Regions from separate parts of the Homo sapiens genome. Here region 1 is linked to region 2. The links are chromatin loops, found by intact Hi-C in ENCODE. Cell type or tissue: gastrocnemius medialis. All regions are shown on one strand.

Region 1 (5,000 bases), 240 kb after region 2:
TAGATTGTTTCTTGGCAAGAGGAAAATTTGGAGATTGTATTCAACTTTGACGATGCAGTGATTCCTTACCACTTCTCTGTAAGGAAATATTTGAATATATCATGCTTTGCAAGTTTCAGAACAGCACCAGTTTAGCTCTCTTGTGTATTTTAGTGGGGGTATTTAGCAATTCTTGGCTAACATAGGTAATTTGTTACAGTTGTTAACCTCTTTTGAACCCAAAAGGATGCTTTTAATCCAAATAAAGAGTAAGTAGCCATCAGAGCGTAATGGTTGTAAGTTTGGGCTCTAGGTCAGCCGGACTTCAATTCAATTTTTTTTCTTCTATTTATTCACTGTGTGTGCTTGAGCAAGTTACTTAACCTCTTGGATCCCCATTTCCTTCCTCTAGCCAGTCATTAAATATTGAAGTTCTTCAAGGTTCGATTCTAGGCTGCCTTCTTCTCTGTTACTAATACTCTCCTAATTGATTTTCTCTGTGCCTGCTATCTTAATTGTAACTCACATACAGCTGACATAACACATTTATATCTCCAATCTAGATTGCTTCTCCAAGCTCTGAATTCTTATGCACAGCTGCTTACTCTTTTTCTATGTCTTAAAAGCACTTTAAAGTCAACATGTCTGAGACCAAACTCATGATCTTTCCCTAAGCCTCAAACTGTTCTATTTCATTTTTCTCTCATTAAGCAATTTAGAAACTTGGGAAGCGTTCTTGATGTATATTTCTAGTCCCTACCTCCCCTATCCCACTCTGACCTGGCCAGTCTTATCTGTCACCAAGTACTGTAGATTCAGTAAAGATTTCTCAAAGCCTGCCTGCCACCCCTTGAGAATATGCTACCACCTTTCTTCCTGGTCTATTGAAGGAGTCTCCTAACTGGGTCTTTCCAAATGTATTCTTGCCTTGATCCATTATTTACATGATAGCCAGCATGAACTAATCTTTTACTCTACCCCTCCATAACCTTTCAGCGTCCTCTCTTTGCTTTTACGATAAAGATGAATTCTTAAGATGGCTGAGGAGCCTCTCAGTCTGGTCTCTAGCTACCTCTCCAGCATCAGTTTACATACTTTTCACTCTCTGTGTTCTGGTCACATTGGCTGCCTTTGTTGGTCCTTAAGCAGGACCAAGTCCTTAAGCTCCATCCTGCTAGAAAGCCTTTCCATATTTTATTCCTTCTGCCTGAAACACTCTGCTCTACCCCTGCCTCTTCCTCAGCTTGTTAGCTCCTCTTGCACCTGTGATGTCAAGGAAGCTTTCCCTGCATCCTTCCTAGGTTATGTTCCCTGGTTATACCCTCTCAGAACATTACATACGTCATCTTCATGGCACTTGCCACAATTGCAGTTTTTCATTTGTTTAATTATTTGTTAAGTGGCTGTCTCCCCCACTAGACTAAATGTTCCATGAGTGAAGGAAGGGTCATGCCTTGTATCAAGTCTCAGCATTGAACCAGTAGCACAGTGCCTGGCATATAATTCTGGAAAGAATTAATGAGTGTGTAATAGTTCTGACTCCATAGGAGAGTAGTGAGAATTAAATGATAAAAGGCCAAGCATATAATATCTGGTATTAAATTAAATTATCACACCACTCAAACCCAAATAGATGGGTAATTTTTATACATTAGATTTTCAGGGAACACAATATTTAAGTTGTTGGAATTAGCATGCTTCTCCCTTTACGTCTTTAAAAGTAATTTAAATATCATACTATAAATACCAAACATTCAAAATAGGTTGTCTCCTTTCTTACTCATTCTGAAAGGCCACAGTAAGCCAAGGAAACAGGGATGACCTGTCAGAGACTAGAATAGCTTCATGGGGGAGTGAGAAAAGGTCAGAAATGCTCTGGTGGAGGAAGAGATGGCAGCTGGGACCGCTGCTGCTCCTGCTGGGCTTGCCTGGTTACTGGCCAAAGGGAACAGATAAACAGCACCCTGAGCAGAAGCAGAATACTGGGTGACTGACACGGACTCTGTCCCAGTACCTCCACTGTGACACTGGGCAAATTACTTAACCCCCTAAGCCCTAGTTTGGACAGCTATAAAATAGGCATTGCCTAGTAGGTCTGCCTCCCAAAATTGACACGATGATTTATTACAAATGGTTGTGAAAGTATTTTGCAAACTAAGAAGTGCTGGAGTGTTAAGAAGATGCATTCAAAGAACAGTTGAAAGTTTGGAATTCACCAGGAGAATTTTTCTTGCAGAATGGTTAGGGAATCTTAAGGAAGATTAAATATCAAATAAATCCTAATTATCTCTACCTAATCAGATTTTATTTCCGTCAAAAATATTAATAATCTCTGATTACCTTTAATACTTAAACATCATTCCAGAGCTTACATCCACCCTGATTAAGGATGCTTTTCTCTCCCTAGGTTGGCTCCCCACTAACTGGCTGAAAGGAGCTAAAGCGTGGGGCATGGTGAAAGGGGGTGGTGATTATTGGAGAGCAACACACCCTGTATCAGGGTTTCTCCGCGAGTTGTGGTGCTCTTCACTTGATTTGGGATCTTGCCCATTGACTTGGCACAATTTCTCAAAGTGAGAAACTCTGCCTTGTCCTAGAATCAGTTGAATGAATCATTTTTTAATTTTGTGCTAATAGCCTGATGTGCTAATTCAGATGAATGAAAGCTGATCCTAAACTTAATTCTTGATTGTGGTTGCTTCTCTTCTTCCCACCTGTGGAAGCATAAGAACACTGCTACAAAAGAATGGATAGGGAAGAGGAGTTGAAATTCAAATCTATTTGGCATATCTATTTAAAGGTTCAATGGAAATGATCATGAACCTAATGGTCAAAGTGAGTAGAAGAGATGTATTGGTAGTCTTGTATTAGCCATGTTATAGAATGACCATGAGTTATTTAGAACAGGCTTTATTCATTTTGCGCAAATATTTGCAAAGTCAGGATGCCCAATAACATACCTGAGAATTGTGTTCTTCATATTTAGGTGTATGTGATAATTTGACCATAAAAAGGTGGGGAGGTGGGTTCTAACTTAAGTCACATTAAATATTTGTGCACAGGATTCTTCAGTGTAAGTTTTGTTTGTTTGTTTGTTTGTTTTTGCTTTTCATTTTGTTGTTGTTGTTGTTTTGAAACGGAGTCTGGCTCTTGTTGCCCAGGCTGGAGTGCAATGGTACGATCTCGGCTCACTGCAACCTCCACCTCCCGGGTTCAAGTGATTCTCCTGCCTCAGCCTCCCAAGTAGCTGGGATTACAGGTGCCAGCTACCACATCTGGCTAATTTTATATTTTTAGTAGACATGGGATTTCACCATGTTGGTCAGGCTGGTCTCGAACTCCTGACCTCAGGTGATCCACCCGCCTTGGCCTCCCAAAGTGCTGGGATTATAGGGGTGTGCCACCACTCCCAGCCCAATGTAAGTGTTTTAAATTGTTCCGCTGAGCAGTGAGATTTATATGCAGCTTTTGTATACAGAAAAGACCCTCCATCAGTGAATACTTGTATCAACAGGAAATTGTGGTCAAGAAGGAACCGCCGTATAACAATTTTGACGGGCTCAGTAGAATTCTGTTTTGTTAAAAGCAGGACATCATACCACCTGTGTTATACTTTAAACATTTTGGGATTTTTTCCATCTAATTCATACATATGTAGTTTAAAGGGTTTTTTTCTGTCTTAATGTGTTACATGCTCTTTGGGAACTGGCAAACAACAAAATGAAAAAAATGTATTCCCTTATATTGACACCCCAAGTTATAACAAATGTTTATAACTAGTATTTATAATTGATACATTTTAGGGGAAATAATCTACAGTATATCTGAATCTATATTATAATAATAAACTGTATTATAGCAGGGTCTTATTTTAACAAGGATATAGTTTATACTACTTTGTAATATTTATTTTCTCTTACTTAAATGCAGGTTTTCTTAGTTAAAAAAATCTCAGGCTCTGATGCTAGGCAGCTTTATGCCATGAAGGTATTGAAGAAGGCCACACTGAAAGGTAAGTGTTGCTGCTATTTGTAATGTTCATGTAGTCTAAACAAACTGAAAGGTCTCAATAGAGCTCATGGGACTCCTTGGCATGTTATTTACATTCTGAATAGGTTCCTGTTACCAGCTTTAAATTTAGGCTGACTTTTAGTGAATTTTTCCTGCTAGGCTAGGAATCATATAACTAGTGAGAACCAGAGTTGCCACGTTATAAAAGACGTATTATAAATTCATATTGAGTTTTATACAAGTAAACATTTAGAAGATTAAAACTGGGTTTGATTCATCTTCAAATTTATATATTTATTTTAATGTTTTTAAAAACGTACTGATTTACTGGCTGCAAAATAGCTTTTATTCTAAAGGACTTTATGACTTCTGGTCTCCAAGTAAGTTTTTATTCTGAGCCTATGATTTGAAAACCCTAATGCAGGATTTGGCTCTCATAGGTAAAAAGTAGTTAAGAAGAGGCCGGGCGTGGTGGCTCACACCTGTAATCCCAGCACTTTGGGAGGCCGAGGCAGGCGGATCACCTGAGGTTAGAAGTTCGAGATCAGCCTGACCAACATGGAGAAACCCCATCTCTACTAAAAATACAAAAAATTAGCTGGGCGTGGTGGCACATACCTATAATTCCAGCTACTCAGAGGCTGAGGCAAGAGAATCGCTTGAACCCGGGAGGCGGAGGTTGCTGTGAGCCGAGATCGTGGCATTGCACTCCAGCCTGGGCAACAAGAGTGAAACTCCGTCTCAAAAAAAAAAAAAAAAGTAGTTAAGAAGAAATATAGATTTAAAAATACTTAACTCTTCCTTTAATTTAGTGGTATCACTTATTTTAACCTCATAACCTCTAGATGTTTTGTGTATTGATTACTAAAAGTCCATTTTTTCCTCTTCAATTTACATGTAATTTATAAAGCTTTGAAAATATTCTCTAATATTTGCAATGATCATTTATTATTTCTGTTATTCCCAATTAGTTACCCACCATGGACATCCCAAGAAATTTCACTTCTCTC
Region 2 (5,000 bases):
GACTGTGTCATACTCACTTTCATGTCCCTGGTGCATAGTATAGTGGCTGGCACAATGGTTGCTCAATAAATGTAGGAAGATGTTTAAGATCTTGTCATTTCTAATTCTCTCCCAAGTGAGGAAGGAAGTGACCAGGATATCCCTAACATTTGGATCCTGCAATCTTGAGTTCAACAATCCCAGGGGCTCCTATAATTGGATTCTCATGGATAATGATGACACTATGGGTAGTCCCCCCTGGTCCTCCCTTTGTACATTAAACAGATACAGAATAATTTCATGTTATTCAGAAGCCTGAGGGAGATCTATCATCAATCTTGTTCACAAAGGAATAGTGAGAATTCCCTCCCATGAAATGTTTAATGGAAGCAAAAAGAATACTGTAGCAAGATTTCCTTATCAGTGAATAGCCCCATCCAAGTAGAGGCATGTTAGCCCTTGATAGATATGGCAACATGAGACCCTGTTCCATAACCTCCACTGCCGCTCCTTATACCTAATATTTGTTTCATTTGGGACACATTTACTGAACGGATATTTTGTGTAAGATTCTGAGTTTAGTGTTTTGAGAAATTCAAGGAAGTGTTGGCATGATGAAAATACATCAAAATTGCATAGTACTTTAAAGTTTACAAAGCAATGTCACACACAGCACATTCCAAACTATATACTCCAAAGGATTCTTGTTCAGCTCATTCATTTGCCGATAAATTTACAAAGGTATCCAATCCTTCTTCCCTCTCCTTGCCATGGTTACAGCAAACGCTAACACTTTGGTTTCCACATCTAAAGCCAGCCCAACAAGAAAATGAGTTATTACTTGCCCAGGAATAATTTAAGAAGTTCTAGAAAGATCCCACAGCCAAAAGACACCTACCTTCCTCGCCCACATTTGAAATTTCAACATTTGAGAGTCTTCTCTTCCTGATATCCTGCTGGGAGGAGTAAGAGAAAATTCTCACGACTTAATGGATTTGTCAGCTGCTTCGTCATCCCAAGAAGCAAGGGAGAAGGGGAGCAGGATCAGTGATTGTTTGGAAGAGGATGAAGAAAGAAATGCTGGGGAGCCTGGAAAACAAATTCCTCCACCTCCGTATTCCACTTAAGGCCAGTGCTCCTTTTCGGTTTTGGGCAAAGTGATCATGCTCTCTAAATGTCCAAAAACAGGCTTAACTACACTTCTTTCTGAATACGCTCCTTAAATCTGCTTTCACTTGCTTGACATATTTTGTTTGTGTAGTTAAACCTTCTGAATATGAATTGCACATAACTGTCTCCAGATCACCTGACGGGGGGTAAAGTATTTCTCAACAAGGACCCTATTGGCATTTAGGATAGGACAACTCTCCTTCATACTAGAAGTTTTCTCTCCCTCCTCCATCTCAGCAAATGGAAGTAGTGCACCACCCCCCTGTACCCCAGTCACTCTGACAATCAAAAATGCTCCCACACACTTCCAACTGCTCACTGGGAGAGTGGTACTGATTTGGGTTGAGAATCGCTCATTTTACACCCTGAGCAAGCAAGACACAAAAGGCTCACAACCATTTTGGAGAGGCATTTTGCCTGCAGAACTTTGCAGATGGAGTTGTCATCTTATCCTATCACCTTCATTAACAAAGTAAATATTAGAAATTACCCAATCATGTAGAGCCTTTCTACCAGAAACAATACAAAATAAACCGGAAAAGATTCCCCCTCCCATCTTGTGAGAACTTACACATCACATGTATTCCTCTTCAGCTTCCCCTGAATTGAGTTGCTCCCAATAAAATTGCAAATACTTTATTCTGAAACCTTTGAAGAGGATTACTGAAGTGGTGATGTCTTACAGGTTACTCAATCAATACAAGTTGAACTTGACCCCAGACCGGAAAGTTAGGTCTACAAGAGGAACATTTCAGTGTCCCCCAGGGGGCGCCATAACCCCTTCACAAGTCTGTCAGCCCTTTGTTCACAAGTCTGTCAGCCCTTTGTTCTGTGTGTGGTTAGGCTGGTCTGCAGCCCTGTTCCATTATGAGGGTTGCTGTAAAGAATAAATCTCAAATGTGATCACCTGGGGACCAACTAGGTCACCTCTGGTGGCCCCATGGCACTTTGGCTGCACTGAGGTTTCGTAATCCACTCTTTCCCCTCAACAGTTTGATTATCCGTGGCCAAAGGTGATCCCAAGGTGAACCAGACAGTCCTGTTTCCAGGTGACAAGTCTCAAATTAATCCAATTCTCCAAGGTACCAAGCATTCCATTGCACGGGCTCTTGAACACTTCCATCCATTCAGACATACAATGCCTGTATCTCATCAAGAAAGAACCTGAATTCTGTTTCTCTAATCCCCCATGGCTAAGCAATAACTTGAGATAGTCCAAGTCTAAATGCTGAAACAATGCCACCAGGTAGTACAAGATTTCTTTCTCACTTTGCTAAGAACAGATTTTGGAAAGACAATCATTTTTTTCTGCACTCTTCCTATTGGTATCCTTTTTTTTTCTTTTTCTTTATAGTAAATTTCAAAGGCAGACCCAGTAATGCCACTCTTGGGTATATATCTAAAAGAAGTACCCAAACAGCCCTGTTGTGTACACTGTGTATAAAACTGTGTTCCATAGCAGTTTAACTCATTGCAAGTAAAAACTGAGGAAAAATTCATCAATTAGAGATTGGATAAGCAAACTATGGTACATCCATGCAACTGGATACTACCTAGCAATAAAAAAAAATGAACTATTGATGCACACTACAACATGGATGAATCTCAAATATATTATGATAAGTGAAAGAAGCCAGACCAAAAAATAGAGTGCATCTATTTATATGAATTTCAAAAACAGATGAGACTAATCTGTATCTTAAAATTCAGAATAGTAGTTACCTCTGGGAGAGGATGTTATTGGGGAACGAGAATGAGGAAATGTTCTGGGGTGATGAAATTGTTCTGTATCTATTTGCGTGGTAGTTACATGAGTGTATAGATAAAAATTCATCAAACTATACACTTAAGATTTATGCATTTTACTGTAGGTAAATTATTCCTTAATAAAAAGAATTCCAGGGCAAATACAAAATTATAAATATAGCTAAAAGCCCCTGTGAAGCATCTGATGCCCAGTGTTTATACTAATGTTTCTCTCACCCATGTCACACTTTGCAAAGTCATATTTTTATGCTTTCCTCTGAATTATATAATTGAACAGAAGTTGACGGTAACTCTTTCTTCTACAGAGCTGTTTGAGCCACAGGGGCATCCAGGAGAGTAAGCAAAATCTCCCAGCAGTCTCAGTTTAAAAAAATCAGATTAGTTAAGGAAGCACTTCTTCCTCATCCTCAAAACCTTGCCTGGAATCTTTGAGACAGGCCTCCTTTTATGAGGCCTACTAAACTCTACAATGACTGTTGGAGCAATAATTGCCCTATGTCCCCAAGTTTCTTCCTTTTCAAATTCAGTCTTTGCCCATGTGAATAATTTATGATAAGTCTTGTTTAGAAGACAAACACATTGTCTCCACCTGATTGAATGCCCCTTTCAGCCTTTTAAAATGCAATAAAGCAATTCAGTGTTCTAAAATTGTTTTCCCAGGCAAGCATTTAATTACTGCACAATTACCAAGACCATGCATCCAAACTGGCACTTGCTAACTCTATAGCAAGAATAATTTAAAATTTTTTTAAAAAACTATGAAGAGAATCATATTCCAGTTGTATACAACAGCACAGTGGGCTTCTTGAGTGCTTATCACATTTTTATCAAAGTGGAGCCAATTAGAATTTCAAAGGAAGTTATTGCAGCATTGCTTATGAGTTTTTGTTTCTGAACAGGCTAAGAAGAATTTGATGAAAACTTGATTTGTTATTGCATGTCAGAGTTCAAGGCCACTGGCTGAGCTCAGCAGAGGAAAACCCACCAAGAAGCTAAGCTGAGTAAAGAATATCCCAGTAATCTTTCATATTTTATCAAAATGTGAATGTCTTGAGCACATAAGTGGCAACTACAAAAGTTGAAAAACTTTGAATTCATGCCTGTTAAAAGTCATTTAAACATTTAAATTGAAGGATAAAATCAGAAAGCAAAGGCTTCTTAAGGAAGAGTTAGAACCAGAAAATCGAGATCTATCAGTCAATCTTTGGGGCCAACCTGAGCCACACACACCCAGGTTGCAGACCCCACGACTTCCTTCCCAGGTTTGCTAGAGTACTGTCTTAGATGGGGTGCTTCAAGAGCAGACCCTAGACTTGGATTTGCGTGCAAGTGATTTATCAAGGAAGAGCTCCCAGGAGAAACCAGTAAGAATAAGAAAACAGCAAGGCAGGGAAGAGGAGGAAGCCAAACAAGGGTATGATCTCAAGCATTTGGGGCTCACAACTCATCTGGATCCCAAGGAATGCTCTGAAGTGTGAATCCCACCCTGAGGCATGAGAACACCAGTCAGTCATTGGCTAATGGACCTGAGGTGGACGTACAAGGAGATAAACTCCCTATAACTTTAGGTTTTCTCCTAGTGCGTGAAAGTTGGCTCCAAGAGCCAAAGGACAGTTGTCTGAAAAAAAAAAAAAAAAAAACTGAAGGCAGTTGTGTACTGGTAAATGTTTAACAACTGGGTGGGAGCTGGGAGAAAAAGCCTTGATTTGTAGCCATTACCCATTTCCATGATGTAAAATACTCCCACCTTGGCCAATGTCAAACTACTGATTTGATGTCACTGAACATGGGGGTTTGGGAAGAAATGCACAGTAGCACCCCCCATTATATAGTATTTCTACCCTACAGATAAAATAGAAATAATCTCAAGATCATGGATAATAGTAGTATGTAGCAAAATAATTAGGAAGTGAAGAGTTTTTAGTATTTATTACCTTTCGTATAATATAATTTATTTTATTGTAAGTTTATACAGTCAATTCTCATTATTCATGGTACTTTTGTTCTACAAAGTTGCTGCAAACACTAAATCAGCAAATATCAAATCAACATTTCTAGAAGACATACAGAGTTGGGTTCCTGTG

What was found. Peaks named below come from ENCODE experiments on the same cell type or tissue, not always from the same donor. Only the 100,000 strongest peaks of a DNase experiment are listed, where the experiment ranks them.
Region 1: it touches region 2 in a loop (5-fold over the local background); 2 of 110 quality-filtered maps call a loop at or near these places.

The regions. Positions count from the first base shown.
Region 1 is chrX:20,203,013-20,208,012 of GRCh38, reverse strand. It overlaps RPS6KA3 (ribosomal protein S6 kinase A3), which reads left to right. Exons shown (of 22, transcript NM_004586.3): 4 at 3,910-3,991. Among named protein-coding and RNA genes, the nearest start is that of RPS6KA3, 61 kb to the left of the region's middle. In gastrocnemius medialis, no CTCF peak of the experiment used is centred here; a DNase peak (open chromatin) is centred at 1,902; H3K27ac peaks cover 2,901 bases.
Region 2 is chrX:20,439,716-20,444,715 of GRCh38, reverse strand. No RefSeq gene overlaps it. Among named protein-coding and RNA genes, the nearest start is that of RPS6KA3, 180 kb to the right of the region's middle. In gastrocnemius medialis, CTCF peaks have their summits at 1,707 and 1,910 (motif pointing right); a DNase peak (open chromatin) is centred at 1,935.